4 separate regions of the Mus musculus genome follow, and regions 1, 2 and 4 are each linked to region 3. Evidence: chromatin loops called from intact Hi-C (ENCODE). Cell type or tissue: heart. All regions are shown on one strand. Region 1 holds the start of Rbis (ribosomal biogenesis factor). Region 2 holds the start of E2f5 (E2F transcription factor 5). Region 3 overlaps Car13 (carbonic anhydrase 13). Region 4 has its middle 100 kb from the start of Slc7a12.

What was found. A loop is a pair of places that touch in the nucleus more often than their neighbours do. Peaks named below come from ENCODE experiments on the same cell type or tissue, not always from the same donor. Only the 100,000 strongest peaks of a DNase experiment are listed, where the experiment ranks them.
Region 1: a loop joins it to region 3, with 7 times the contacts of the local background. A loop is called at or near these places in 12 of 42 quality-filtered maps.
Region 2: a loop joins it to region 3, with 3 times the contacts of the local background. A loop is called at or near these places in 4 of 42 quality-filtered maps.
Region 4: it touches region 3 in a loop (8-fold over the local background); 21 of 42 quality-filtered maps call a loop at or near these places.

The regions. Positions count from the first base shown.
Region 1 is chr3:14,607,838-14,615,837 of GRCm38, forward strand. Rbis (ribosomal biogenesis factor) reads right to left here and starts at 3,419. Exons shown (of 4, transcript NM_001099674.1): 1 at 3,373-3,419; 2 at 1,704-1,820. The coding sequence starts at 1,817. In heart, a CTCF peak has its summit at 3,867; a DNase peak (open chromatin) is centred at 3,534; H3K4me3 peaks cover 1,892 bases; H3K27ac peaks cover 1,213 bases.
Region 2 is chr3:14,574,009-14,582,008 of GRCm38, forward strand. E2f5 (E2F transcription factor 5) reads left to right here and starts at 4,663. Exons shown (of 8, transcript NM_007892.2): 1 at 4,663-5,015. The coding sequence starts at 4,812. In heart, CTCF peaks have their summits at 4,872 and 5,879; a DNase peak (open chromatin) is centred at 4,663; H3K4me3 peaks cover 2,321 bases; H3K27ac peaks cover 1,890 bases.
Region 3 is chr3:14,662,956-14,670,955 of GRCm38, forward strand. It overlaps Car13 (carbonic anhydrase 13), which reads left to right. Exons shown (of 7, transcript NM_024495.5): 7 at 1-47. Among named protein-coding and RNA genes, the nearest start is that of Car13, 25 kb to the left of the region's middle. In heart, a CTCF peak has its summit at 4,363 (motif pointing left); no DNase peak of the experiment used is centred here.
Region 4 is chr3:14,377,139-14,385,138 of GRCm38, forward strand. No RefSeq gene overlaps it. Among named protein-coding and RNA genes, the nearest start is that of Slc7a12, 100 kb to the right of the region's middle. In heart, CTCF peaks have their summits at 4,559 (motif pointing left) and 4,766 (motif pointing right); no DNase peak of the experiment used is centred here; H3K4me3 peaks cover 504 bases; H3K27ac peaks cover 309 bases.

The DNA.
Region 1 (8,000 bases), 55 kb before region 3:
AAAGAAATGGTGCATTAAACACTACTGTCAGTTTCTCCTTAAAAGCCTTTGGCTCCTTTGTCCCACCATCTTCATGAGCTAACCAGTACTTCTCCCTGACTACTGTCACCCAGAAACACCACATGTATTTGCTGCTTTGTAAAACATTGAAAACACGGACTCTGACACTGTATGTATGGAGTCATTGCTGAATGAGTTCAACAAACCTAGTCTAATGCCTGTTCCTCTGAAGGTCCTGAGCTGTTAGACCCTTCACAATCAACCTCTACCCCCTGCTCCTGTAAGACACCTTCAGCTTACAGTTCACCTGTTCCACTCAAAAACTTCCCATCACTAGCATGGAGTCCAAACTGTGACTCAACCACTTCATTACAGCCATTTCTTTTCTCCCTCGACAAAATCTGCTTGGTAACCTGGCTAAGCACAGTTGACCTGAGTCCAGATGTTAAGCTAACTAAAGTTACAACTGGCTGGCTGCTGGCTGGCTTCATTAAATTCATTGTCACAAATTCTAGTCTATCACGAACATCAAATCTAAACTACTTTCTGGAGATATGAAAAGATATGAACTCTAGGCTACCTACTTAGACCCTTTTCTGATCCTCTCAGCTTATGTAAAAGTTCTAGTATATCATAGTTCAACAAAGCAATCTTCCTTAAATAGACTACACTCTTTCCTGGTTTGGAGTGATGAATGTTCTTGGTAAAAGATACTGCTCCCAGGATTCCCCAGCTCTGTAGAATTAACTCATCTTCATTCAGGTCCTTCAAACTACAAAGACAAGCCTGTGGAAAACTCCAGACTTATCATCCCATCCAGTTTTACTTCCTCTATAGTTAAGAAACCATATAGGTTCTCCTTTAGAAACTATATCCCAGTTCTTGAGAGAAACAAAAACTTCGAACCTTTTGGTTTTACAGGTATTTTCAGGGTGGGGTGGTGGTGGACTGTTGTTATAACTGTTACATCCTAGAAAGCTAAAGTATGATCTACTTAATCATGTTTTTTTTTTTTTTTTTTTTTTTTTTTTTTGGAGACAGGGTTTCTCTGTGTAGCCCTGGCTGTACTGGAACTCACTCTGTAGACCAGGCTGGCCTTGAAAATTTTTTCTCATGTATTTTGAAGTAGAAAGACATAATTTTTTTCTGTATGTGCATCTGCATAAGTTTATATCCACCATGTGCATAAAGGGTGCCACAGAGGCCAGGCAAGGATATCAGATCCCTAAAACTGGAGTTACAGTCAGTTGGGAGACATGGTCCTCTGCCAAGGCAATAAATGTTCTTAACGCTAGGCCATCGCTCAAGCACCTATTTTGAAGAATAAAAAATTGTACTTCAGCCAAATTTTTCATTTTATAGACTTTTAAATTCCAGTCTACTAGCTACCAAGCTGCTGGCTTACATAGTATACCTCTGCAAGTGGAATCTTGAATATATGCCAAGTGAACTAGTAAGAACTATCCTTCATACTGTCTAAACAGTGATTTCTATAATCTCATACAGCCTAGTAGCCTATTGTGTAGCACCTCGTATATGTGCAATCCTCTTAAATTTGTATTTTAAAAGGAACAGTATTTACCTTAATATTTTTAAAAAGTCTTGTCTAGTAAGAAGGCTATGAACTTCTGGTTTAAAAAACAAAATCCCACTGTTAGTTTACATTTTGCTTATAATCAATGCCAGAATACTTAAATACTCACCTTCTTAAGATTAGTAGTAACTGGTTTTGCCTTGTTTTTAGCCTTGAAAGTTTTGTGGCTAGCTATATGAAATACATTCCTGGACTTCTGCCCTTTTAATTTGTTCTTGGCCATTGTCTAGAAAAGAGAGTAGGGTTCAGTTAAACTGCTTATATTTTGAACCACAAATCAATGTAAAATTTTAAGGTATCTTAGTTCTGATTATTTTAAAAGTTGTTACATAAATCCTGTTTTTCATTCCCAGACATTTGCCAGGTTTTGAGGTAGGAGGCACACACATCTCAGTCCTTGCTGCATCCCTAGCACCAGGTCTGAGACACCTAGTTAAGGGCTCTTGGTTAAACTTGGTATTGTCAACACACACAACCGACCCTTTGTGGTAAATACCATTATCCCCATCTTACAGATTTAAAAAGTGATGCAAAGGTTTAAAGCCATACAAGTTAGACTAGCGGTCACTATGATATACTGCTTTTCTCATGAACATTTCTACATTCCTGCTACATTTCCTGCTTTTGTTTGATCATAAGCAAACTCATGCCAGGCACCTGTGGTAGGTATTTACTGAAGTTCATTATCTTCACTTGCACTATATGCTTTTGGCTGCTTTTCTGCTGCAACTCTGGCCCACAAAGACTGTTTTGTTTATCTTTCTCTTTACTGAAAGTTTCCCAAAGTTTTGCACAAGTCAACTGCACCCAGTGGTAATTTTTATAAAGTATGAAATGATAAACTGCCCAGAAATTAAAGTCATCAATGGTTGCCCTGACATACACTGGGCAATATGTCTTGGTCTATTCATCCTTGGTACTACTGGCTCTGGCCTAAAATCTGTCATATCTTCCCTTTCCATTTTGCTCTAACTTTCTATCTTGGCTAAAACTTCCACCAATACAGCCTCAATATACATACACAGGGAATATGCATATACAGTGAATGTGCCTGGCATGTTTTTGTTTTTTAATCAAACAATATGGATGCACAATGTGCATATATGTTCCCATATATACAACATATAATGAATGTATTGTGCAAATACATATATACATATGTATTTACATACATACATAACATACATACACACATAACACACTCTTGAACCCTAACAGTACTTCTGCTCAAAAATATTACAGTAGAAAATGCATGCGTACAGGAGTAAAAATAAGTAAAAAGTCATTCAACCTGTTATCTAACCTCCTCCATCCCATCTACCCTCTCATCTATTACTTACTAATTATTTACTAAGTCTGAAGTAATAAAGAATGGGTACGTATATATACACAACCAGATACTTTACATGCACAAATATTAACATCAACATTAAGCAAACAAAGGATAGTGTTGCAGACTCAAATGACGAGCGATGCTTACTAAGATGGAAACACAGAAAGATTCGAGAAGATCTGCAGCCTAACTAAAACCTAGATTTTGGAAAAGTGCTATTTTAAAGTTGTGATGAAGACACTGTTAAAATACCCTGCTAAGGGGTGGCCGCAAGGTTTCGGGCCTGGGCACCCCGGGAGTTCGATCGCCCACGAGGAATCGATAGAGGACTAGAAGTTGGCAGAACAGAGCCCTCGGAGCCGCCGCAGCCAGCATTCCCACCACGCCCTGCCTGAGCCCCAAACATTTCACCCCAGCGCTCCGAAAAACCCCATTAGCTTCTCACCAAAGTTCACGCGGCTGCTCAGGTTCACAGTGACGCCATCCACAAGCTCAGGACACAGGAAGTTCCGGGAAGACGAGCCAGTCAATTGAGAGCTTTCCAGCCGTAACCCCACCCACCGAACCGGCTTCCCCGAGCGGGCCACGCCCTCAGCTCCCTCTGGTGCCTCTTAGCCCGGCCCTTCACAGTAGCCTGGGCGGGGCCTGGCGTGTCCGCCGTGACCCCGCCCACTCGGAAGGAGCCGCCTTCGAAGGGGAGGAGGAGTCGACTCAGTGGAGCTTCGCCTACTAGCATGCCATGGACGTTTTTCATAGGTTTAAGCTGGTACTTGAGAAGAAGCCTCCCACCGGTGAGGTTCCACGCATCGCCTCGCTAGGACCCCGCGCCTTTGACCCGGTGGTCGTCACCCACGAAAGGCGAAAAACATTCTCGCCAGAGAAGTCTGTCCTTCCGGTCTCAGATGCTTGGTGTCACCAATCGAAGCCGCGGGCCCTGCAGTGTCCGAGAGGTGGCGCCACGACCGAGGGCGGCGTCCATACAAGAAGAAAAAGTTCGCATCCTTTTCAAGTTACTTACTTGTTCAAAAAAGAAAATTTCCTACAGCACAGCAGATGTACAAGAAATCATTCAAAATTATATATATATATTTATATCCAATTTGTATTCAAAATGCCTGTGAAGTTCTAAAAACATAAGTACCTGTGAAGCTCATATCACAGGTAATGATGCCCTTGAATTAGATCCCCTTGCCCCAAGAAAGGCAAAACAATAAAAGTCTACCTTGTGTGAGAGTAAGAGTGATGCCACAAGTAACCAAACTTATAGAAAAACATTAAACTATTTTGCAAAACTAGAGTTATGAATTCTGAAGCAAATGAGAGGGGCATAAGTATGTTCCTTAAATGTGAAGTTATTGACATGTTTGTACAAGGCAAAGCAACATATGTAAAAGAATACCATCGTGGTTGTAAAATCTGTGGAGTGTAGCTTTTAGTTTGAAATGGTGACATAAGGCTACATATACCAAGGAAAAACATAGTTGTACAGGTAAAAGCAGAGGAATTATACAAGGCAAGGAGACATCCGTTTCTGTGTTATTGTCAGCTAACAAGGCAAACTAGAAAGGTTAATGTATTTCCCTCTGCCTCCTATATAGAAGGCTATTGCCAGATTCAGACATTGATTATTTTCTCAGCATCCTTTCTGGGTAACCCCTTTTATCACATTAAGTGGTCCTTGTTGGACCTGGTAAGACTGGGCTTCCCTACAGGGGCTAGGGAGAATGCTGCTGCTTAGGCTTAGTGGGGGCTCAACAGAACACTGGGAAACTGGGACTTCAAGCGACCATCCCATCCAGCAACTGGGAGAACATAAAGGCACCACGATGGGAAAACAACTGGACCTTTGAAATATGGCCTGGCAGTACTACTGGCTTAAGTATTGTAACCAGAAAACCCACAATGTCTTATGATTGCCTGGGTTCAGTTGTAGCTGGAAGAACAATGCTCAACTATCAGAGATAAAAGATCAGGCATACCTTGAACTTTTTTTTAATCCTATGTACTTGAAGGGATTTTGAGTCTATTATTACAAAAAATTGTGAGAATTAGTGAAATCTAAACCAGAATAGGATGTTATGGTAATAAAGATAAGGAACATGCTAACTCAAAATGCCATTTTATTCTGTGACCAAATGATCTATTAAGTATAGGAAAAAAACGATTGGTGACTTTTGAAAATCTTTAAAAATATTTACAAAGATCATATTACCAGAGTTCATTGTTAACCCAGGCTGGCTCAAACTTTCAGGATTACTGACTTGGCCTCCCCAGTTGCTGGGATTATAAACACACACCACCTCACCTGGCTGTCCTGTAATTTTTCTAGCAGCCTTGAAGGTGGCTAAAATCATATATACCATATGTATCTATTTTAGTTATTTGTCTCATTGCTTCAACAAAATACCTGAGAAATGTAGTTCAAGGAAGGAATACTTGTCTTGCAGTCCAGTATGGTGGAAGCAATCAGGCCGGAGCTGGAAGCATGCACAGTCAGGATGCAGAGAGAGATAAGTGCAGCCACTCAGTTCCTTTCTCCTTTTTTATGTAGTTTGCAAGTCAAACCAGGGAATGGAATTTTCCATATTCACAGTGGGCCTTCACGCTCAAATAATCTAATCTAAGACAGCCTTCACAGACATGCCTAGAGGTTCATTTTCATGGTGACTCTAAATCTTATCAAGTCAGCAAGACTGACTATCACATCTTTCAAAAACCTCAGTTCTGCTGAGACTCACTAATGCTTCATTCATATAGGCCCATTCTGAAGCAACGATCTTGGAAGTAATTCAAGGGTTAAATAAAGAGTAAGGCAAAAGAGACCACACATAATTAAAACCCCCTATCACCAAAGTCATGGTGGTCTAAGGAGCAAACCCAACCTTGTGCTGATGATACTCTAAAATCAGCCCATTAATCTACTTCTCCTGACTGGTTTCAGTCTCCTAAAATAATCAGAACACCCCATGCCTTAGTTAGGGTTTCCATTGCTGTGAAGAGACACCATGACCATGGCAAATCTTATAAAGGATATTTAATTGGGGTTATCTTACAGGTTCAGAGTTCAGTCCATTATCATCATGGCAGAAGCATGGCAGCTTAGAGGAGCTAAGAGTTCTTCACTTTCATCCAAAGGAAGCCAGGAGCAGACTGTCTCTTCTGAACTAGGGTGGAGCTTCAAAGCCCACCCCCACAGTGATACACTTCCTCCAACAAGGCCACACCTTCTCCAACAAGGCCATACCTCCTAATAGTGCCAATCCCTGGGCAAGCATATTTAAGCCACCATACCCAGGAACCTAAATGGAAGGTAAGACACATGTATTCTCTTCAAGAGGTCACCATAACCTTGATTATGGGTGTGCAAGAATAATGATGCTTAGCAATATACATAAAGACTATAATAAATGCACAAAAGTATGCCACTTATGAAAGAAATAATTCTAGATTCTAGAAACCTATTCGTTGGGGCCCAGAAGTTGCCCCCAAAACCACATGAACACTGATCTCAATAAGACAGAGATTGAGCAATCATCCCAGAACTGATTGATTAGGGCTACAGACCACACTTGAGAACTGACTGTGACCCCTGCTCAGAACATTACAGAAATTTAAAGCATGCAACTCACAAACATCTGTGCCAAGTTATTCCACCAATCAGAATTTAGAGTTTGGGTACTTCCTTAGGAAAATGTCTTTTTTGTATACTTATCTTGTTCCTATTTGTTAGGTTATTCAACTGTGGTGGGATGCCTTGACTTGGCTAGTAGTGATGTCTTAACTTGCCAACCAGGATGTCAGTTCCTCACCTACATGCCTTGTTCTGCCAAGTACAATGTCAATTCCCACAGAGGTCTCAGGAACTTAAAACTTTTGACCCATATAAAAAATGGATTTTATTCCAAGTGTCTTCTTATATTGGTGTCCTCCTTTTATGTTGGGGCCCATCCCAGGGGTAGCTTAAAAAGGCAAAAGCCATAAAAGCTCATACATATGTGTAGAAAGTGCTGCTGGAGGGTTGATTCAGGTCCAACCTTATTGTGGATAACTATACAAAGTTCAAAATGATTTCTGCTGTCAGTGGTCACCAAATCATAGAACATAATATGCAATCAACTTGGGCAGAAGAAAGTTTCTTGATAACAGTAGTATCAGTATATGAGGAAGTCTCCTTGTAACACTAATAACAGCATAAAATGGCTGGATGGACATGCAACAGTTACCCAGGCCTGAACACTGTTAAGGCTATGATCTGATTATCTTAAAGAAAAAAAAAATCTAGAAACTACAGCAAGAAGACCAGGTCTAAACCAGTGTTCACTTTTACAAAAAAAAAAAAAAAGATTTATTTATTTTATGAATATGAATACACTGTAGTTGTCTTCAGACACACCAGATGAGGAAGACATCAGATCCCATTACAGATGGTTGTGAGCTACCATGTGGTTCCTAGAATTGAATTTGGAACCTCTGGAAGAGCAGTTAGTGTTCTCAATCCCTGAGGCATCTCTCTAACCCCAGCGTTCACTTTTATACAGCCCATACACTAAAAATAATTTTGAAAAGAAGAGTGAAAGTAAGAACAACACACTATAGTGAGTGTTCTATGAAATTTATGTGTTGGTAGCTAGTGTTTCATGACACACTATCAATCTCATTGTGCTATTGTCTTCTTTCATTGCCCAATGATAATGCCCAGTGAGTAGTTTCAGTAGGACTACAGAGCATACAAAGCCTAAAATATCTTCTGCCTGGCTCTTTACCAACTTTAAAACTTTTAAAACTTTCATCCACTATATATAATTGGTTGAATTATTTGGGACTTGCACTTAAAGCTATCGACAATCTCAACAAACTAAAAGCATATTTTAACACAAAATTCCACAAATTTGATCACCTTGCCTCTGATGATTAACAATGATGCTCATGTTCTGGGCTGAAAACAGGGGATCTCAGATGTGTTGAAGACACTTTTTTAGAGAGTGGTGTAACACTAGGAAAGAAGACAAATTTCTCTGGAAACTGAGAAAATATAGAAAGATGTTGCTAAGGGCCTTATGAGAAAGTTTAAGG
Region 2 (8,000 bases), 89 kb before region 3:
CATGGAATGTTCTCCACAACTGAACAATTACTTGGTCACAAAGCAAGTGTCAACAGATAAAAGAAAATTGAAATAATCTTCTGCAAAAGGTTTAATCAAACCAGATTAAAGGTGGAGTTCAGCAAGGACAGAAATAACAGAAAGCCTACAAACTCACGGAAACTAAACTCTATACTGAATGACCACTAGCTTGCTAGAATTCAATGAAAATGAATTCACGACTACCCAAGTTTGTGGACATAATGAAAGCTGTGCTAAGAGTAAAGTTCATAGTACTACTTGCCTTCATGAAGAAGCTGGAGATATCTTATACTAACAACAGCGTACCTGAAAGCTCTTGAACAAAAAGAAACAAATGCACCTAAGAGGAGTAGAAGGCAGGAAATAATAAAACAGGGCTGAAATCAATAAAATAGAAACAAAGAGAACATTATGAACAATCAATGAAACAAAACAATTGGTTCTTTAAGAAAATCATCAACAAAGACAAACCCTTATCCTAACTAAAGGCAAAGAAAGAATACCCGAATTAAAATCAGAAACAGAAAGGGGGACATAACACCAGACACCAAGGTAATCCAAAAAGTCATTAGGTCCTACTTCAAAAACCTGTATTCCTCAAAATTGGAAAAATCTCGAAGAAATGGACAGTTTTCTCAATGGATATCACTTACCAAAGTTAAATCAAGATCAGATAACTTAAATCAAGATCAAATAGACTTATAACTCCCAAGGAAATAGAAGCAGACTTTAAAATCTCTCAACCAATAAAGGCACAGGGCCAGAACATTTTCGCCCAGAATTCTATCAGAGTTTCAAAGAAAAGCTAACACCAATACTCCTGAAGTTATCCCACAAAATAAAAACAGAAGAAACATTGCCAGATTAATTTTATGAGGTCATAGTCACCCTGACACCTAATCCATATAAAGACTCAACAAAGGGAAATTATACAACCATTTCCTCATGAAGACTGATGTAAAAATACTAAAAAAAAAAAAAAAAAAAAAAAAACAGAAAAGCAAAACAAAACAAAAACAAAACAACAACAACAAAAAACAAACACACAAACAAAACAAAAACAAATCCAGGGCTGGCACTAACAGCTCTTCCAGAGGTCCTGAGTTCAATTCCCAGCAACCACATGGTGGCTCACAACCATATGGATTAGAGTCCAATGCCCTCTTCTGGTGCGACTGAAGATAGCTACAGTGTACACCTACACATAAAATAAATCTTAAACAAAAAAACAAAACAAACAACAAAAACCAATCCAATCGTGGTAGTACATGCCTTTGGCAGAGGCAGGTAGATCTCTGAGAGTACTATCCTGTTCTACAAAGTGAGTCCAGGGTAGGCAGGGCTCTGTTATACCAAAAAATGTTGTCTTAAAAAAAAAATCCAAGAACACATCAAAAAGATCATCCATCATGATCAAATAGGATTCATCCCAGACACACAGGAAACATTCAACACATGAAAATAAGTCAATGTAATCAATCCACCATATAAAACAACTGAAAGAAAAACATATGATCATCTCATTATACACTGAAAAAAATTTGACAAATTCAACACCCCTTCATGATAAAAGCCTTGGAGAGGTCAGGGATATAAAGGTCAGACCTAAACATAACAAAGGCAATTTACAGCAAGTCTATAGATAGCATGAAATCAAATGGAGAGAAACTCAAAGGAATTACACTAAAATCAGGGACAAGACAAGGCTGCCTACTGTCTATATGTATTCAATATTGTAATTGAAGTTCTAGATAGAGCAATAAGAAAACTAAACGCAATCAAGGGGATTCAAATTGGAAAGTGTTGCTATTTGCATATGATAATATGTTATACATAAGAGACCCCAAACATTTTATAAGACAATTCCTTCAGCTGATAAATACCTTCAGCAAAGTGGCTGGATACAAAATTAACTTAAAAAAAAACAATCAATAGCCTTCTTATATACAAATGACAAAAGAGACTGAGACAGCAATCAAGGAAATAATATACTTCACAATAGCCACAAATATTACAAAATATCTTGGCTAACTCTAACCAAACAAGAGTAAGACCAAAATGATAAAAACTTCAAGTATTTGATGACGGAAATTAAAGATTTCAGAAGATGGAAAGATCTCCCATGTTCCTGAATCAGTAGAGTGAACATAATGAAAATGTGCACTAAGATTAAAATTCCAACAGAGTTCTTTACAGACCTTGAAAGAACAATGTTCAACTTCATATGGGGGAAAAAAAACCAAAACAACCCAGGATAGCTAAACCAATCCTCTATAATAAAAGACCATCTAGAGGTATCACCATCACCATTTCAAGCAGTATTACAGAACAATAATAATACAAATTGTATGGTCTAGGCATAAAAATAGACACATTGATTAATGGAATTGAAGACCGAGAAGTAAATCCATACACCTATGTAATCTGATTTTTGACAAAGAAGCCAGAAATATACAATGGAAAAAAGAAAGCATTTTCAACAAATGGTGCTGGTCTACCTGGATGACTACATGTAGAAGAATAAAAACAGATTCTTATCTATTACCCTGAACAAAATCAAGTCCAAGTGGATCAAAGACCTCAACATGAAACCAGACACACTGAATCTAATAGAAGAGAAAATGAGGAATAGCCTTGAAAGCATAGGCATAGAAGACAACTTCCGGAATAGGACACTAGTAGCACATGCAATAAAATCAATAATGATAAATGGGACCTCATGAAACTGAAAAGTTTCCATAAGGCAAAGGACACCATTAATAGGAGAAAACAAACAAACAAACAACCCAGCAGCCTACAGGATGGGAAAAGATCCCATCACATCTGACAGAGGGCTAATATCCAAAATACATAAAGGACTCCAGAAATCGCACATCAACAAATTAAATAATCCTATTAAAATGGTGTAAAGATCCAAACAGAGAATTCTCAACAAAAGGATTTCAAATGGCCAAGAAACACTTAAGGAAATGGTCAACATCCTTAGCCATCAGGAGAAATACAAATTAGAACGACTTTGAAATTCCATCTTACAACTGTCAAATGGCTAAGATCAAAAACACATGTGACAAATTCTGCTGGGGAATGGATGTGGAGCAATGAAAACACACCTCCATTGCTGGTTGGGAGGGCAAACTAGTACAGGTTCTTTGGAAATCAATATAGTGGTTTCTCAAAAGACGGGGACTCAATCTACCTCAAGACCCAGCTATAGCACTCTTGGGCATATTCCCAAAGGATGCTACATATTATTACAAGGACATTTGTTCACCTATGTTCACAGCAGCTTTATTCATAATAGCCGGAAACTGGAAACAACCTACATTCCCTCAATCGAACAATGGATTTAAAGATAAAATAAGTGGTACATTATCACAATGGAGTATTACTCGGTTGTTTAAAAAAAAAAATGACATCATGAAATATACTGGCAAATTGATGGAACTCAAAAACCTCATCCTGAGTGAAGTAACCCAAACTCAGAAAGATGAACATGGTACATACTCACTTATAAGTGGATCTTAGCTGTAAAGTAAACATAATGCTACAATCCCCAGACCCAGAAAGACTAAGTAACAAGACAGGCTAAAGAGGGTATCTCTCTGGAAAGGGTCAGTGGAATAGAATCTGCAGGTGGATTGGGGGGGCAGACGGGGATTTTAAGTGTTGCAGCTCTGAAGGAAAATGCTTCCCCTACAGAAGTTTTGCTCCAGACGCCTGGAAAAATTTTGGTTTAAAATTGTTTTCAGGATTTACTAGTTAATGCTGTCAGTTTCTCCTCGCGTTTTGTTTTTTTGTTTTTTTTTTTCCCTACTGTTAATTTGGGCATTCTTGCATGAAGGATATGTCTTCATTAATTCCTGCCAAATGATGTTTTTAGTCACCTACTACTTGTTAAGTGTGAAGGATATTCAACAGGTGCGAATACCAAGTTGTTTAAGATCTTGGGTTTTTTTTTGTTTTTGTTTTTTGTTTTTTGTAAACTTTTATTTATTTACATTCCAAATGTTACCCCCCCTTCCAGGTAGCCCCTCCAAAAGTTCTTCATCCCATACCCCCTTCCCTTTGCCTCTGAGAGGTTGCTCCCCACACTACCCCGACCCATCTTACCCACCCAAGGTGTTGAAGATTTTAATCCTGAGTCTCAAGTTTGCAAATAAAAAATGTGGGAGCACATTTCCTCCTCTTATATCTGTGATCTTACTATCGAGCCATAGTTTACGATGTCAATAAGTCAAAAGATGCTGCGATTGTCTCAATAATAGAATTATTGGGGAGCAAAAGAGTATAATTTTGTAAAGAACACTAAAGGCAGGTAAGGAAAGAGCTGGGGGTCTACTTCCTTCACCGTCAAGGCTCAGGTGCTTCTGTTTGCAGAAAAGGCTTTGGAAAAGACTGAAGGTCAGAGTCCCAAAACCTTCCGGGACGCGGCGTTCTCCTATTTACGCGAAGATGAGCCTTACAATACTTGCACCTGATCAGGGATGAGCGCTCCAGGCCGACCAAAAGCACGCTCCGCCTGAGGGAACCCGACTGCCCCGCCCCTCCGCGGAGAGTGCGTTACTAGGCAACGCCGCGCGGCGTCACTTCCTGCCATTTAAACTCGGGCCCACCCTCGCGGCGCTGGCCGCTCGTGTGAATCCGCGCGCTCTGTGGTGCCGTGCGCGAGCCGCGCGGCTCCGGGGACTGGTGGACGCGGGGCGCGCCGTGGGCGGGGAGCGGAGTCCGCGCACCTCCTCTGCCGGTGGCGGAGCGGCTCCTCGCCAGAGGACAGCAGGGCCGCGGCGGTGATGGCGGCGGCGGAGCCCACGAGCTCTGCTCAGCCCACGCCGCAGGCCCAGGCTCAGCCGCCGCCGCATGGGGCGCCATCCTCGCAGCCGTCCGCGGCGCTCGCGGGGGGCAGCAGCCGGCACGAGAAGAGCCTGGGCTTGCTTACCACCAAATTCGTGTCGTTGCTGCAGGAGGCGCAGGACGGCGTCCTGGATCTCAAAGCGGTGAGCGGGGATGGGGAGGGCGAGGCCCGCCCGAGGGTGCTGGGTCCACCACCCCCACTGCGCCGAGACTCCGGACCCGGAGGGGCCGGGATGGATGCGGGGGCCCCACCGACCGGCCACCGCGCGGCCCTGGCCACAAAGGAGCACCCGGAGCGAGCGCCCAGGAATTCGCGCTCTGCTCTGGACTCGCTTAAGGACCGACCGCTCTGCAGAACTTCATTCCTGTTTTGAAGAACTTTCATGCCAGTTCTTCGGAATGAAAGAGGAAAAGAGAAAACTTTCCACACCTCCTCTAAAGTAGTAGTTTTTAGAAGGGGACATTCTTCATCGAGAATTAAGAATTGGGAAGTAAGATTGGATTTGTTGGCTTAATTTAGAATCTTTCTACTTTCTAGACCTGAGATTTGCGGTCACACAGAGAGGGGTCATTTTGTGCCGTTCAGACTAAGTGGTGAAATTACTTAGTAAGCTTTATCTGGTTTTATAAGGATGTTTGCTTCGTTCTTTGCTATGGTTCGGATTTTTTTCAAACAACAACGTCCATTTAAAGCAGTTCAGTCATAGTGATTTAACCGTTCCTGGCAAAACTTGGAAGGATTCCACAACGCAGGGAAAGGGGAACAGTATGGGATCGTGCGAATTAAAATTCAGCTAGTACAAGGAGGTTCAGAAAGAGCCAATACTTCAAAAATAAACAAAATTGCTAGTTTACAGTCACAGCGAATAGCCTCTTATGACTCCTCACAGCTCCTGGCTTGAAGCTATTACCATCCTCAAGACCGTGGGTGGCCAAGGCATAGGAAATAGGAGTCTTAACAGGAGAAGCCTGCCTTCCAGAACTCTGCTGAGTGTCCTGTCCTGGCCCAGTGGGAGGCGCTGGCTTGTTGGCACTTGGATTCCCCCCTTTTCCTGGGTGTAGATGCCAGTTAGTGTCGGTTCATATTTGGAAATGTTACTCCTGGGACCTTTTTCCACTTTTATTCCCCCCACCCTACCCTCACCTCTTCTTTCCCTCCTCTAATGGGCATCTACAGTACTCAAATTGTATTGAATTCAAATGGTACGGTTTCCAGTTTCACTGGCGTTAATGAGGTCAGCAGAGAAACACCTGATGCTACAAAACACCCATTGAAATCTGCTGTTTAAAGTTAAATTCACCTGTAGTGGATGACTACATTAAAAAATTCAGAGAATTTCGGGGCTTTCCGGGTAAACGTGGGATTTGATGGTTTGTCCTGAAATATGCTCAAACCTCGGAAAATGATTTCTAGATTTAGTTGTTTGACTTACTTAACATGTATGACAGCAGGTTCTGGCATTGAATAGCAGAAGTCTGATATTCAAAAGTCTTTCTGTTATCTGGATCTATCCTAAAGATTCAAAGACTTCTGTAGTAATAAATAATTACTTAAAATAATAAGTAATGACTTACAGAGACCTGTATACCTTTCTTTTGGCTAGGTAGAAAAACATTTTACTTATGCATACTTTTTATGTTTATGAATACATATAAAACCATATGTATAAAAATGGCTTACACTGAAGTATTTATCCCTCGTGATGCTTCTTATAGTACATCATCGTGAGATATTAAGATATTCTAATAATACATGTTAAAAGATAGTCCTATTTACAATAAATTTCTAAGTGGAAATTTTAAAACGTGCACTTTATTTTTATAATAGAATCCTTCATTTTTGTGAAAATCATAAATATAGAAATATATTTTTTTCATTAAATACCCTGAGTGGTCATTAAATATTCACGACTGTAGAGGATAAGCCTAATATTCCCATCCAAATGTGTGCCCGACACACTAAACTTAGGTAAGTCCTGGCTTAGGTCTGCTAAGTGAGATCGGACATTTGAAACTGGACTGTTACTTTCTATGCTGTATTGCCTTTAAGAACTAGTAAGTTCTTGAAAATAAACTTAAGTTTTTATATATCTGTTTGTTATGGATCTCTTTTGTGTAAAGAAAAAAAAATGCATAATTTTACACCCTTAGAGTAAACTAACATGTTAGGTGATGGGCATCCATCTGGAAAGGAGAGAGAGCACTGGTGGCAGATTCTGTAGAAACAGATTAAACTAGTTTTTATTTTTCTGTAGCTTAATCACTGAACTGTTAAGGAGTGTGAGTGTCTGTTGCTCTGAAAATTCCTGTTCTGTACACTTTACAGGTGAGTTGCTATGTTTCATTGGCCATTCTAATGCCATCTTGAACTTTGCAGGGACAGTGTGGCTTGTGTATGTTGTGTTATTATTATTTAAGTTACAGATTATCTGAATGACACCTAAGTATTCTCTCCCAGAACTAGACACATACATAACAAATGACCTAAATGATAACCACTTAGAAGAGACATGATTCGGCCTTAGGCTTTTAGACGGTAACAAGGTTTTGGAGGTAATTGGCATGAGGAAGGATGTCTGGAGCTCTGCAGGCCACCATTGTTTGCCTTGGGATTCGCAGGCCAGCCCTCGCTCCTGTGGAATTGAAAGTGGGCTCCGGAACAGGTATTTGTGCAATCTGTGGTCCTGTCAGTGTTATTCAAATAGTCAGAAGGTGGGCAACTCAGATATCTTTCAGTGGGTAATCAAATGAGGTTCAGTGAGTGACTGTTCTGTTTTTTAGAAAGAAAATTCTGACATGTACAGCAGAAATGACCCTTGTGCATGCTACACCTAATAAACAGACAAATGCTATAGGATTCTTTTGTAAACGTTTCGTGTATGAGTGTGTGTCTGCACTTCATTTGTCTGTGGAGGCTGCAGAGGCCATAAGATGGCATCAGATGCCCTGGATTGGAGTTACAGCTGGTTGAGAGCCACCATGTGTATACTGGGAATTGAATCTAGGTCCTCTGGAAGAGCAGCTAGTACTCTTAACCTGCTGATCCACCTCTTCATTCCCTACTGTGTAATTCTTACTTGAAGTATTTAAGAGTACTCGGCTTCTTAGAGACAAAGCAGGAGAGTGTC
Region 3 (8,000 bases):
CTATCTGAGATAAAATGCAGCCAAGTTAATAAAATAATTAAAATAGGAGAGCTATCTTTTGGAAGATTTTTAAAGGTAATATTTATTAATCCATATTTTTATAACCAGAGGTTCTTAAAAATAGTTTTTAATAGCTGAATAGTATTCCATTGTGTAAATGAACAACATTTTCTGTATTCATTCTTCCACTGAGGGACATCTGGGTTGTTTCCAGCTTCTGGGGTTATAAATAAGGCTGCTATGAGCATGGTGGAGCACATGTCCTTGTGGTATGGTGGAGGATCTTTTGGGTGTATGCCCAGGAGTGGTATAGCTGGCTCTTCAGGGAGAACTATTTTCAATATTCTGAGGAACTGCCAGATTGATTGCCAGAGTGGTTGTACCAGTTTACAACCCCACTAGCAACAGAGTAGGAGTAGTGTTCCTCTTTCTCCACATCCTCACCAGTGTGTGCTGCCACTTGAGTTTTTGATCTTAGCCATTCGGATTTGTGTAAGGTGGAATCTTAGGGTTGTTTTGATTTGTGTATTCCTTATGACTAAGGCTGACTGAGACAGAGGCAGATACTTACAGCCAACTATTGGAATGAGGTCTGGGATCCCTTTGGAAGACTTAGGGGACAGATTAAAGGAGTTAAAGGAGATGGCAACCCATAGGAAGAACAACAGTATCAACTAACCTAGAACCCTAAGATCTCCCAGCTCCCAGAGACTAAGCCATCCACCAAAGATCATAAATGGGCTGATCTGTGCCCCCCTCCAGCCCCTGGCACATACGTAGCAGAGGACTGTCTTGTGTGGTCTTGGTGGGAAAAGATGCACTTAATCCTGTAGAGACTTGATGCCCCAAGCGGGCTGAGGGTGGGTGGGTGGGTAAAGGGTGTGAGTGGGTGGGTGAGGGGGGATGCGTGGGTGGGGGAGCACCCCCTTAGAGGCAAAGGGGAGGGGCTGAAGAACTCTGGGAGGGGGTACTGGGAAGGGGGGCAAATTTTGGAGTGTAAATAAATAAAATAATTTAATAAAAAATTAAGACTCATTAGCTCTTTTCACTTCTAGGTAAAAATCAAGTAAAACAACGAAGCAAATAAATCCTGTATTTATTTAAAAGACTTTAAAAATGGTTTTAAAAATATAATTTTTAAATGGTGGGAAGGAATTTAAGGGTGGTTTCTTTAGTTTGGAAACACATGCTGGGATGCATTCTAGTCAGAGAGGGAGTGTGTTTTCTCAGTTTGGAATGTGTGAAGGTGGGGATTGTAATGACATGCACCCAGTAGGTAACTCATGTTTTCACTGCAGCTCTGTGTCTCCATAGTGGGTGAAAACCATCCACCTAGCACTGGTTTTCTTGGTGACCATCTGCTTATGAGTATTTCTTGGAGGTAGGCGGTCAGTGCTTTAAATTTTCATAGTGTTCTCATTAAGTAGGATTGTAAGTTACTCGTGTGGCTCTCCTACTTCCCACATCACCTACTGGATTTATGCTTGTTAAGTATTTTATATTATAATTTGATTTTGATTCAACAAAAATAAAGAAAAGAAAAACACTTGTCAATAAGCAAGGTTTTATATATTCAACAAGCAGAATAGAATTGTATATTCTATACCTTTAAAAGGAAATAATGTCAGACTTATAAAAGATTTCAAGCCCAATGCAAGGCAAAACAAAGCCATTTCTCCTAACTTATTTAAAGTACGATGCCATCCCGAGTCCTCATAGTTTCAGTGTTCACATGCCAGTGCCTTCATGCTTTGCCTAGTGAGTGAGGACCGCACAATTCTTAGTGTTGGCAAATGCAAACCACTTTTCATTGCACTGAATTAAGATACTTCTCTGAAGTGACTGGAACCTCAGGTTTGGCCCTCCAAAGAGGAATTATACCAGATATGAATCCTCCACTCTTGTCATGGTTTGAGAAAAGTCTTTCTGACAGAGCCTCATATTTCTTTGCTTTGCTACTATTAGAGCCAATCTCCCAGTGGCAGTGTGTGCATCCATGAACATCCCTGTCAATGAGTTTGTTTTCAGTACAAGTTATTCTGGGTGGGGGCAGCAGTTGGTTTTTCTTAGCTGTGCTCACAGCATGAAAGCTCGAGAAAGTCTTGGGGGTGTATGTCTCATGAGATCAGAAGGACTCAGCACCAAGTTTCTAATAGAGGTGTGAATTATTAAAAAATGTAGTGAATGCCTCTATTTTGATGGGAACTTATGGAAATAACTACCTTTATGCAGGCAGTTCTAGTCATCTGTGGCTGACTGGTGACAGAAGGAACTGGAGGAATAGTGAACCTCTTGGGGCCTCCACTACATACACACACACCACACACACTATTTGTTAACATTGAAACAATATAAAATGATGCAAATTTCCCTACAGGAAGGCACAAATTACTCAATATTTCAAATGGAGTGTGTAAATGCTTGGAATTAATACCACAAATAATGGAAAGTGCAAAACCAGAACCAAACCAACTAGCCAATCAAACTAAAAGCACAGGACATGAGATTAATAGAATCAGTAAACCTCCTCATTCTTTATTGGGAGTCAGTGTTCCCATTAGTGGTCTACAAGCCATGGCCACATAGCTAAAGTTGAATAGGCTTGGAGATCATCTTCATCATCATCATCACCACCACCACCATCTTCGTCATTATTTATTGAGAGGCCAACTCCCCTCTGGAATCCTGCTTGAGGCAGAGAAATATGGAGAGTTCTCTAGATTTCCCCAGCAGTGTCATCCATCGAAGTGATCCTCCTTTATGTGGGTCACTTGAAGCTGAGCTGGAAATCTCCAGATATGGAAGACCTTTGTTACACATCTATTTCCTGGAAATTTAACAATGACTTAATGGATATCTTATGAAACAATTACTGTGCTAGATATAAAGATGACAGAGAGGCTATTTCTGCTCTTAGACAGGTCAAATCTTCCAAACTACAAGAACACAGTTGATCAACATAAGATACTCAGTTTCTTAGTTTGGTGTATTTATGGGGTAGCATGGCACCATAGAGAAGATAGAGAAGCTAATGCAGCCAAAAGTGTTTTCAGGTGTGATGCATTTCAGTGAGGTTCTTTTCCTCTCTGGAGGTTTTTGCAGCTGATACAGAATGGGAGGGACAAATATCAGGATTATTTTGAGAATGATGGAAATTTCAAAGTATCTGAGGGAAATAGTAGTATTTACTGACTCACACAATTAGAAAAAAATCCAGAAGTAGCAGCTGGAGAGATGGCTCAGTCCTTAAGAGTACTTGTTGCTCTTGCAGATAGATGACCTGAGTTCAGTTCTCAGCACCTTCATGGTGGTTCTCCATCATCTGTAATTCCAGACCTAGTGCAGTTGCTTTCTTCTGAATTCTGATGGCACAGGGCACACATGTAGTACACAGGTACATGTAAGCAAAATATTCATATACATAAAATAAAAATAAGTATATTTTTTAAATTAAAAAGCAAAAAACAGTAATCTGGCTTCTATAATGGCAAAGCAAAGGGCCAAGATCGAGACCCAGTCTGTCTACACTCTTGGGAGTTCTCTCATACATAGATGGTGGTTCTTCCTTTGTTTGTGATCTAAACTAGTGCCAAAGGACAGGTTCTATGTTCACAAATATTAAAAAGAATCTTATTTGAATTTTCCTTGGCCAAGAGCAAATCTTCCCAATGCCTAACCAAGTCACCATAGCCATGGGAAGACACTGCTCAGGGAAAGAGATGTCTTTATTGAATCGTGTCTTTCTCTTTCTTAGTGCCTTTAACATAAATCAGCAAACAGCATGGATTGTTATAATAATCTGCCCTTATGTGTCATTCCAAAAGCACCAATGGAATCCCAGAAGACAATATACAGAGGCAGAGAATCATTGCATGTTTGAAGACAGCCAGGTCTACAGGAGGAGTTCCCAGCCAGCCAAGGCTACTCAGGGGAAAGGTGGAGGTGGGAGAAGGAAGGGAAGACAGGCAGAGGGGAGGAGAGCTGGAGCAGGATAGAAGGCAGGAAGAAAGGAAGGAAGGGAGAGATGAAGGGAGGAATGTCAAAGGAAGGAGGGATATGTAAAGGGAGGGAGGAAGGGAGGGAAGGAGGAGGTGAAGGAGAAAAGTATTTGTTGAATACTAGTGAATAAACACATAGATGAAAGTAAATGCTCCCACTACATTTAAGACTAGCATAGTTTGCAATGTATTTTCCCCCAATGAAACAGCAGGTGCTCTACATTGTTCCAGTAAAAACACAAGCAATTTGCTTGGTAAAGAAACGCTGCTTTGGCAATTATGAAGTTACTCCAAGAAAAACCAGAGAAGAGCTTTGTTCTGGCAAAGGCCACCTAGCTCAGACTCAAACCTACTGCCACCCTCTGGACAATGAGGGAAATGTCATGGGCCAACAGTTCTGAGTGGTTTGCTGCCTCCAGGATAATCCCTGAGACACATTCAGTGGTCAGTGTGGTCAGCATTATTTTATACTAATGCCAAAATATTGTTTGCTGTGTTCTTGGTTTGATATGTGTGCTTCTGGTTAAAAAAGGTTGGCTAACAACCATCAGACTGAGCTCAGGGACGTTGGTTGGGGAGCTGGCAGGACTGGAGAAGCTGAGGGAGATTGCAACTTCAGAGGAAGAACATCAGCTGGTGGGTCCACCCAGTGCTCCCACGGACTAGACCACCAACCAAGGACTGTGTACATGGAGGGATCCATGGCTCCAGATACATAGGTGGCAGAGGATGGCTTTGTCTGACATAAATGGGAGGAGAGGCCCTTGGTCCTGTGGAGGTTTGATACCCCAGCTGGAGGGGTGGGACAAGAGAGGGTGGATGGGCAGGGAAGCAACCTCATAGAGGCAAAGGGGAGGGAGAGGTAGGAGAGGGAGGCTGTGGTATTGGGAGCTTGTGGAGGGGTAACCAGCAAGTGGGATATCATTTGAGATGTAAATGAATGGAATCATTTATAATAAATGATTAATAATAAAAAAGTTGGCTAAGTCTGCTGATATTTCAATAGAAATTGAGACTGTAGCAACAAAGAGCATGTCTGTATATTATTTTGTTCACAGGTTTTCTTTTGTATATTTATAAATGTATAAACATATTATTAATAAATATCTAATATATTGTTCATTATCATGACCAAAGTAGTATTTATATTATTCTAAATCAATAACTGTGAAGATCTGCAGAAAACAAACTACAACTGGAAAAGTTAAACCTTTCATTGCCTTTTCTAATTTATTCTAACTCTGTATTTAATTAAGAAAACAAAGACAAAAAAATGAAATGTTATTAAAATGAGAACTGAGTCACTTTAGCTTATGCATTCAAAGGTACATAGCTAGGTATTAAGATAGATAGGTTTCAACAGGGGCTGGGGAGGTGGTTCAGAGGTTAGGAGCACTCATTGCTCTTCCAAAGGATTCTGGGTTCAGTTCCCAACAACCAAAGGATGGCTTTAAATGAGCTATAATTCCAGTACCAGGGAATGAGACACCCTCGCATAGAGTATGAGTTTGAAAGATCCTGGCAGAATGTAAAAGGACACAGAAGCCCTGAATTTGGCAAGATAGACGTCAGTGTTAGCAGAACTAGCTTCACTGATTTAGAAAAATAGAGGTGCACAGTACTCTGGCCACTCCTTGAACCTGTATGTCTGCCAATGTTCTGACCAGGTGTGTGCCCATTGCTGCACCTTCATTAGACTCTTTCCTTGTACCCCTCCCATACCCATTTCTTGAGAATAGACATTGTTTAGATCTGGAAGTCCCCTAATCTCCCCCTTCTCCTTTCCCCCCTGAGGGCCTATAAAAACTGGGAACTCTTTCCCCTTGAGGATGACTCCTCTACCCCTGCGTGGGATATGAGTCATCCCCAGAGCTCTGGCTTTCCCCGAATAAAGCCTCATGTGGTTTGCAACAAGCTCGGTCTGTCGTGAGTTCTTGGGTGTCCGCTATTGTCCTGAGGCCTGAGCGAAGGGCTCCTCCCGGAGTCTTTCACTTGGGGGCTCATCCGGGATTAGCGTGACCACCCACGTCTCCGAAGACCCACTTGGAGGTGAAATTTTTTTGTCCAAAAATATTTCTGTAAGCTGGCTAGGTTCTGTGCTGAAATTTGCAGCCGCCATGTTTCGTGAGAAACAGAGACCTTTGCCTCGGGATGAGGCACTGAATGTGAACAGCAGATGTGCTGGAATCACCGGCTGCTGCTCGCTCTGGGGGACACCCTGAGCGAGGGGAAGGACTCTAGGAGTCCGTCTGAGGCGGGGAGTGTACTCCCTCGACCATCTGTATTTCTGAAGCCCTGAGCGAGGGGAAGGACTCTCGGAGTCCGTCTGAGGCGGGGAGTGTACTCCCTCGACCATCTGTATTTCTGAGTTGGTTTTGTCTGTTTGATGGAAAACAGGCATCTGTCAGTGTGTGTTTGTCTTTTGTGTCTGTTTTCAGGCATTTGTCAGTGTGTATTTGTTTTTTGTGTCTGTTTTCAGGTATTTGTCAGTGTGTGTATGTGTGTTTGTTTTGTGTTTTCCGTGGTACTGGACGGACTGTAACGACCCCCCTAAGTTTGACTTTAGATCACTGGACTGAAGTTAGATCAAGGACCCATAATCTTTCAGTAGAAATTAAGAAGGGACCCTGGCAGACTTTCTGCGCCTCGGAGTAGCCGACTTTTAATGTAAAATGGTCACTAGAAGGGACTTTTGGTTTACTCTTATCTTTGAAGTTAAAGCCATTGTTTTTCAGAGTGGACCTGGGTCCCACCTGGATCAACAGCCTTACCTCATTCAGAATTCACCGCCATAAATCAAACCATGGGTTCCCCCACGCCTCTCAGAGCCCTCCCCCGGCTGCTCCCATGCACTCGAGTGGGTCAGCACAGTGCCCTCGCTTTCTGCCCTAAGAAGCAGTCCCTGCGCCCGGCTCTGAGATTGCTAAAGGCACAGTCTGAGGACGGAGGACCTACAGCTGGGACCCGGAGCCGACAAGCCCAGAGTCCCCCAGCAGATGAAGCTCCTGACACCACTTCTGCCTTTTCCTTTGTGAGCTGTGGGTAACCCGCCCACAGACAGGAAGTTTCTGCAGACCCTCAAATATTGGCCTTTTTCATCGGCTGATCTGTACAATTGGAACGCTGGGTTCCCTCTGTACCTGCCAGATTAGAACTACAACACGGCGCAAGGTAAGGAGAGGTTGACAGTTTACTGGCCGGGCTCTAGTCTAAAGGGAGCGATGAGACGCCCCACCAATTTGGCTAAGGTAAGAGAAGTGATGCAGGGCCTTACAGAGCCCCCATCTGTTTTTTTAGAAAGATTGATAGAAGCTTATAGATACTATACTTCTTTTAACCCGACCTCTGAGGGTTAACAAGCCGCGGTTGCTATGGCTTTTAAAGATTACATGCCATGGCTTTACAAGATTTAGTTAAGGAAGCAGAGAAGGTGTATCCCAAGAGAGAAACAGAGGGAGAATACAAGAGAGGAATTAGCAGGATTTTGGCCGCAGTAGTAGGCGAACGTGAAGGAAGGAACAGGCCAGAGAACAGACAGGGTACTTGGGCAACAAGGAACCCAGACCTGAAAGAAGATCTGTCCAGAAGATTTTAGAGAAGGACCAATGTGCCTATTGCAAGGAAAAAGGACATTGGGCACGAGAATGCCCAAAGAAAAAGGGAAGGGCCCCTAAGGTCCTGACTCTGAAAGATGATAAATAGGGGAGACGGAGCTCAGGCCCCCTCCCCGAGCCTAGGGTAAGCTTGATGGTGAAAGAGACTCCCATGGACTTTTTAATTGACACAGGGGCAGAACATTCTGTGTTGAAACATCCACTGAGAAAATTAAAAAATAAAAGAACCATAGTGGTTGGAGCCACTGGTCAGAAACAATACCCCTGGACCACTGCATGCACTGTAGATCTGGGGAAAGGCCAAGTGAGTCATTCCTTCTTGGTCATTCCTGAGTGTCCCACACCGCTTCTAGGAAGAGATCTTCTGACTAAATTAAAGGCCCAGATC
Region 4 (8,000 bases), 290 kb before region 3:
TCCATCGAAACTTAGCAAAAATAGCTGGATTTAATTCTGTGGTTTCACAACTTGCCAGTTGCAAAGTAAATATCAGTACTACAAGGTAGTACTGAGACTGTATCCATCCTTGCCCTTTGCTTCTTGAATATTTGTAATGTTGTATGGCTGTTAAAAACAGAAAACAAAATCACCACTAATCTTAAGTTTCTTTTTACTTTCAGGTATGCCTGCCATTTATATTTGGAACTTTAGCTCTGTCTTCATTTCTCATTTTGACACCATTGATTCAGTCTCCTAAAATCGAAAATATCTATCAAGTTATCTTTCTCTTCAGTGGATTGCTGGTGTACTGGCTTCAAGCTTACCTTTATCAACATTCTGATAATTTTAAAACAATAACATGTTACTTGCAATTGCTATTTAATGTTTCACCATCTGACAAACAAGACAAAGACATTTTGGCTGAGTAAAAATAGCCTACTAAATATTTACTTCATAAAATAAAATGTTGTAAATGAAATTTTTTATTTTTAAAATAAATATTCTCTCAAACACAAATTTTTCATCTATTGCACAGCACAAAACAATGTAGTGCCCACTTGACTTCTGATCTCAAAGGCTTCCAAAACAAAAGTAAAGGGCATGGAAATGTTAAAATGTATTTTTTAATATAACAGAATTCCATAAATAGGTATATTTATTACAAAGGAATCAACACTTTTAAGTAGTTAAGGAGCTAAGAACTCTTATATGACACATTTCCTTATAATAGTATTATAGTTATGCCGTCAGCTTAAATAACTTCCATTTCTTTTTCCATTCTCATCCTATATATTATTATTACATGGAATTTCTTGTTCTAATTTGGACCTCATAGTTCTCTGATTTTTCCCCTATTATTACATTAGAAATATTTAGTGTCTTTAAATTCTCAGTTTCTATCTGTGGTCCACTTTTTTGACAGAAAAGTTTTGGCTTTATTACTGTCTGAATGAGATCATCATCATTATCATCTGTGCTCCAACACTGATGGGCGTACTGTCTTATGGCATGTGCCTTAAAAATATTCAAAAAAGGATGATATCTTTTCTCTACCTTCCTGGTCCCCAGGCCTATGGCAGGCAATCAATTTAGCTGGTCCTGGGTCCTACCAAACATTTGCCTTTGCTTTTTATGTGTTTGTATCCAGAATAGTAGAAAGGAATACCGTCACTGGTACTATGGGACTAAGAGAAGGAGCTATAGGTTTCCTTCCTGCTCTGTGATTCTCTGTACTTGATGACGGCTTTCTGTCTTTCTGGAGAGCTGACCTTCACAGGAGGGTTCAAAAAGTAGCCACTAGGGACAGGGAAAGGAGAGAGAATGGCAGGGAAGAGGAGTCCACACTGAGTCTTTATAGGTGAGAAGGTAAGCACACTTCTTCCTGCCTCAGATTTTCAGGTCTTTCATGACAAGAATTCTGAATGGTCCTGTTACTTTCGGGATAAGCAAGTTTCCAGATTCCATGATCAGGTAGAGAAGGTGACTATGAGGTGTCCAGCCTGGGAACAAGGTCAAGAAGAGATGAACACATGGCTGGAGTATCTCAGGAGAGAAAGTCAGAGCTAGTTTTGCAGCGTCATGGAGGGCTCCTTGAGTCAGGCTCTGGCTAAGCTCCAGGGTAACAGAATCTGAGTTCTCTTCATGGGATTGGCAAAGCAGGAGAGATGACATTCATAGGTTCAGGAACACAGTCTCTCCACCTCAGCAAGGTGACCCCTCTTGAAGAGACACCATGAAGAGAACATTAGTTTTCTGATAGTCCATTAAATTCACTCACAGAAACATGTTTCTTAAGACTGAACACTGTTTAGCTAAGGACACGGCTATCAAGGTATGCATATATTCACCAAAATGGGCTATGCATGCTACACTAGTGAACTGTCTCTAATGAAACTGTTTACCCAAGCAAAGGCTACAGTACTGCTTCCACAAGCCCCATTCAGTACACCAAGAAGGGCTTTGCTCACTGTGACACAGTGAATACAAGTTCCATCTTGTACTTGTCTCCATCCTCATTGGAAGGCAAAAGGGGACATAAAGATTCATAAAACAGCTCTTAAAGAGTTGTGTGTGTGCACATGTGCAAGTGTATTCCCATGACTATGTGAGGCATGTAAGCAGGCATGCCCTTGAAAACTCTGGAGATGTCAGTCCAAGGTCAACAGAGTGGCAGTATAGAAGGGTCAGGAGCAGACACTTCAGACTGGGCACAAAGGCTTGTCCAGACTTGGAAGTGCCCACTAAGATCTTCAGTCAGGATAATCTACTTCCTGAATTTTCTAGGCCTTTGAGGCAAGTCTTCCTAAGCTCATAAACAAAGAACATCAGAGCTGGGTGGGTCCTCTTAAGCCTGGCTGCTCTGGTATGGTCTCTGGATCTGCAACATCAGCACCACCTTCTCCTGGGAGCTTGTGAGAGATATCTTGGCTCAGGCTCCACCCAAAGCTATTGAACTAGATCGTGTGTTTTACAAGATTCCCCAGGAGATATATATGCACATCAGAGCCTCGGAAGTATTTCCCCAGGACTAATTTAGGCCAACATTTCACTTCACAAACAAGGCCCTGACACACAAAGGGGAGGAGGAGGACCCAAAGCTACACAGCTGCTTCCAATCTTGGCTTCACCACTTGCCAGAGACTTTGTGTAAGTCATTTAAAAATGCACTGACTCTCACTTTCCTCTTCTATAATATAGGGTATCACCCTCAACTACAAGGGCTTTCACATGCACTAGATAAGACAGCATCCAAATTAGGCTTCATAAATATTGACAGTCACTATAGTCCTAGCTCTCTGCTCTCCCTTCTACCTCTCAATGCAAGCCAGCTTCTCTATAGACAGTACTACATTATAGGGATATGTCCTGGTTCAGGAGGTTCTATGCAGATCCTATTCTGCCATTTGACCTTGAACTGTGTCCCAAATTGTTCCCTGGTTCCTGGCTTTGGTTTAGTGGTTCATAAATAAGATGATTCAGTCTCAAAAGGTCAATGGTCTTTGAATTATCAGTGATACAGAATAAACCAGAAATGACAAATTTATGTTTCCAAACTAACCAAAAGAAGGAGACACTATTAGGGTAGTCTAGCCCTAGGAAGTCTATAGATCTTTCCTAGAATGGTTCTGCCTTGACATGTCCAAGTACCTCAAGTGCCTAGGTGTGCCCCTCAATGCAGTTTTTCTGAGGATTGAATCCAAGGCCTCACACATGCCTGCTAAGTGCTCTTCCAGGAGCTACACTGAAAACTCCTCTTTCTTCTTCAACTAATAAAAAGGACCCTCAAGGCTTCAAGTATCTCTGTGGGGATGGGGTTAAAGAGGAGCGAGCCCAGTCAGACTGGAGGACAGCTGTTTTCAAAGCTTTGCAAGATGTTAGGTGAGAGAAGTCTAAACCTGTTCTCATGGACTCTGGAGAACAGAAACAGAAAGTTCAAATAAGTCCTCTCTACTCATAACAACTGGTTACAAACAGCTCCAGAAGTTCCTGTAACCATTAGTCCTAAGGCAAGTGAGCTGCAGAGGGAAGGGCTCCCTTGCTGTAAGACCAACTGGCAAGGCTGGCAAAGCTGGCATAGACTCCAAGGGCTCCAGTATGAGCATCATCTCAGGCAAGCACTTTTCAAATAGTTTCCCATGTCCCATCCCGACCTGATCAGAATCTATAGGGTGGATCTGGGATCTATTTTAAAAGCATCCCTCCACACCCTGCAATGGTTTTAGTAACAGGTGTGTGTGTGTGTGTGTGTGTGTGTGTGTGTGTGTGTGTGTGTGTGTGTGTTTGAAGGCAGGACCAGGGACTGGAGGAAGGGAGTTAGAACCATCCAATGACTGGTTCCCAAGGGTCTGTGTTCTATTTCTCAAACTACCCCCACCCTTACCAGGGCCTAAGGATGTTGGGGACTGTAGCTTCACAAAGTATGTACTCTTGATTTGGGGATTACTTAAACATCTAATAGCAACACACACACACACACACACACACACACACACATTTTTGTAGCAAGGTTATTCTGTAGCAAGATTGGCTTTGAACTCACGTTCTTCCTGCCTTAATCTCCAAACACATTCTCCCTCATCTCTGAAGACTGATGTCCCATGGAAGCCACCCTTTTAGATGACCCAGACTTGTGGTCTTGAAGGAAGACTGATGGAGCCACGACTTCCATCAGAACAGGCAGCTTTCTTCCACCACACCTAAACGGCCAGGACACTCATGCAACTGGGAGTCCTTTATGCCATTCTTTCCCCTACGGGCATCCTGGACCATGTCCAGGTCGCCCTTAAATGGAAAAAAAGGGGGACTCTGTCAGTTTCTCTCCTTTGGGTCATTCTTGTGCTTTGGTATGCCACAGGTCAGTGTTAGAGCACACCTCTTTCCGGGGACATTAGATGTGCTCGCGGAAGCACTGGGTCATCAACACCCACAGCAGAACGGGAGTAGCTAACAAAAATAACATGAAATTTAAAAAAGAAAAAGAAAAACGGAGTGGCTGCCTTTGGCCTTGACCCCACAGCGCCACCTGGTGTCGATCCGTACAGAGCAAACTCGACGCCTGCAAATCTCTGTGGCTCCCCACGCCCTACGCAATTACGGCCATCTGCTGGTACCCGAGCTTCACTGTGTATAAATAAATGATGTGTGAAGTCCCTTCTGCACTGCGTGATTGTGAGAAGGTCAATGGGGAAAAGTGAGACAGAGTACTAGGGCTGGCCTGATGGTACTGTGCTGGGCCTCCGCAGCCAGCAGAGGGCAGCCTGTCTCCACCTTTGGATCATGGTATTCTGTGTGTCCCGTCCAGGTAGGAGGATCCATTTGTGTTTATGGAATAAACCATTGTCCTCTGCGCACAAACCTCCCTGAGAATTTCCTGTAGGTCTTGAGCCATGTTTGAGAATTGTCAGGGCCACTTAGGGCTAACACTCTTTGATCTCCAGCTGTTGGGCAGGTGTTGTAGGTCCAATGTTGGAGCATTGCTGGCCTGATCCTCTGGCTAATAAAAGCATAAAACCTATTGGTTAAATTCCACTCACTGTTTTGAAAAACTCAGTGAGGGCGCATTTTCATGGATTGACACAGCATAGCTCTGGGTACAGTAGGTGTACCTAAGATGAACAACACTACAACCCTTCAGACAAGCCTATTTTCCAAGCCTGCTCTTCCGTACAGCTGGTTGTGAGGCCCTAGCAGAAAAGCAGATGGCTAGCTGCCTCTCCCCACCATACACACACACACACACACACACACACACACACACACACACACACACACACACACACTTCCAAGAAGTGAGATCTCTGGAGTTGATACAAAAAGTCCTCTAGCTGAATTTCTCTTTACAAGGGGCTTTGCAAAAGCTGAAGTGCTGAGTACATTGTCAGGACATAACTGAGCCTTTCAAAAGCCAAGTCCACAAAATCCCCGCATCCTGAGATGGGGTGGAGGGCAAATAGGGGAAGGTGGTGGCCTTTGATCATTTGGTTTCCTTAGAACCAATACCACAAAGTAAACAGACCTTAGAAAACTCCAGAGTGATTGCCTTTGGTTCATTTCAACTAGGCCTTGCCAAATCCAGCCCTGGCTCCCTGGGTCCCTAGGACCCCCACAGACAGATGAGGAAAGAGTTCAGTTCTAAATTGCTTTATTGATCAGATGATAAATCAGCTTCAACAGCCCATGCCTACAGCCCTTGCAGAGAATCGATGTACAGCCTTGTCCCTTCCGTCTTGGGGAGCATCAAGGCCCAGCCCTTCCCCTTCTCCCCTCTGCTCCTTACCTTGGGGCCTGGATGGGCTGGGCAAGATAATGAAGGTTACTAGAGAAAGATGGGGTGATAGGAGAAGGGTCTGTGTCTGCGCTGGAGAGGAATGAGGACGTGGGGTTCAGAGGAACCCTCAGGAGTGGCTAGAACACAGCTCTACCCTGGGCTATGCTGCATCAAAAAGTGTCCATCCCAGCTACCCGACCCAAGGTTAGACCCAGAATTGACTAATCCAAGATCTGGATGACTGATAAATGTAAATGCTTGTTCAGGAATTCATTAGGATCTTCCTTGCCCATCAAAGAGGGAACTTGATGCCTAAGGAGGTCAGGCAAACTCTAGACTTTGGGGTACTCTGACATGGGTTGCTCTCCATTCCTAAATGAAAAAAAAAATTCACTATTTCCACACTCAAAGGCAAGACGCCAGAGAAAGAGCTCTTTCTGATGGCCCCACAATTCTATCTGCACCTCCCTGCCTCTCATGGGGACTTCTCAGACTGAGATGCACCAAGAATCTCAGACTCCTACCCAGAGGAAACTCTCTGGAAGCCAATAAACCACAACCTTTTCTAGCCCAATAAACCCAGCTTTTCCTGCCTACACTGCTGGTTTGCTCTACTGGGCTCCAATGGCATGGGCTCAGGTGTCCTGGCCAATAGAGGGTGGACATTCAGCCTAGAAACAGAGGTCGATGGGGGTGAGGTGTGGAGTGAGGGACCTGGTCTCTGGAAAGGGGTGACTAGACAGATGTCTCCTAAAGGTAATGGTATCAAATGCCAGGCAGGAGGAAGCCCTTAGTGGGGAAGGAGTTCAGGCAGACCCCTAAACCAAAAGAAGCCAGATACCCAAACCCAAGTCATTAATGATGTGCAGGAGGGCTGAGTGAGAAAGAATCTTGGAGGTGTCCAAGGCTTCTGGGAATGGACTGCTGATTAAAAGCTCAGGAGTAGGCAATATGCACAGGCCACAGCAGTCTCACTCTGAGTGGACCAAGGACCCAAAGTGTTTGGCATAGCATCCTTTGCAGTAGATCTCACCATCCTTGTCTGCCAGGGTTGACAGAAGGCTTTTGCCACATTTGGCACATCGGAAGCAGGACTTAAGTCAGGACTTCTCAGCAGCAATCACCTTCTCTGCATCATAGACTGTATGGTTACATCAAACTTGGATGCCTCTGGGTTGGTGGTGGGCCTGTACCCGGGAGCTTCCTGTGGCTTGATGCCCAGACACTCATCCTTGTCCGTGCTCAGAGTGCCTGTGCCCCTCCTGTTGCCTTAGTTTTTTGGCTCTTACTTCTTGCTGTAACATGACTTGAAATAGCTCTCTTTGCCGTGCACTGCCACAGTGGTGCTGTCCAGATTCTTCTTGCAAATCATGCACAGAAAACAGGATTTATGGAAGCTGTTGCCCTCTCACTGGACCTCCTCAGCAAAGTAGACTGTCTTCTGGCAAACCATACACTTCTTGCTTCCTCCCAGTTTGGCATTCTGGCAGCTGCTAGGAGGCACACGGTGACAGCTCTCCGGGAACCTGTCTTGTGGTCCACTTTCAAATGTTTCGAATATATTCTTACTATTCACCTGAACATGTTATCTTCCTGGTACTAGCAATTATACAAATGATGCTGAACTTCAACACAAATACACAAACTAATTTAATCATCTCCTTTAATCTTTTTTCAAACTTTATGTAATTTTTATAATAATGATGCATCACTATTATATTTGGTATATTAAATATTCATGATATAAAATTTCACAGTGGTTAAAAGCACTGACTGCTCTTCCAGAGACCCCGTGTTCAATTCCCAGCAGCCACATGGTGGCTCACAACCAACTGTAATGGGATCCAATGCGCTCTTCTGGTGTGTCTAAAGAGAGAGACAGTGTACTCACATATATAAAATAAGTAAACCTTTTAAAAATTTTGCCTTATTCTTTCCATTTTAAAATCATCAAATCCCCCACTAAATTCACTGTAACAAGTAATACACAGTATGAGCTATGAGTAATATACAGGTGAGCTATGGCTCATTCAGGGTACAGCCCCTGGAGAGTGGCTCACTTTCCAGTAATGGCCAGACATCCAAGAGTATATGAACAGCAAAAATTGTGAAAAGGGACCTGGGAAGAATCAGAAGAACTAGGTGTGATCAAATACATTGTGATCAAAAATACATTGTTTTAAACTATCTAAGGACAAATAAAATGTGA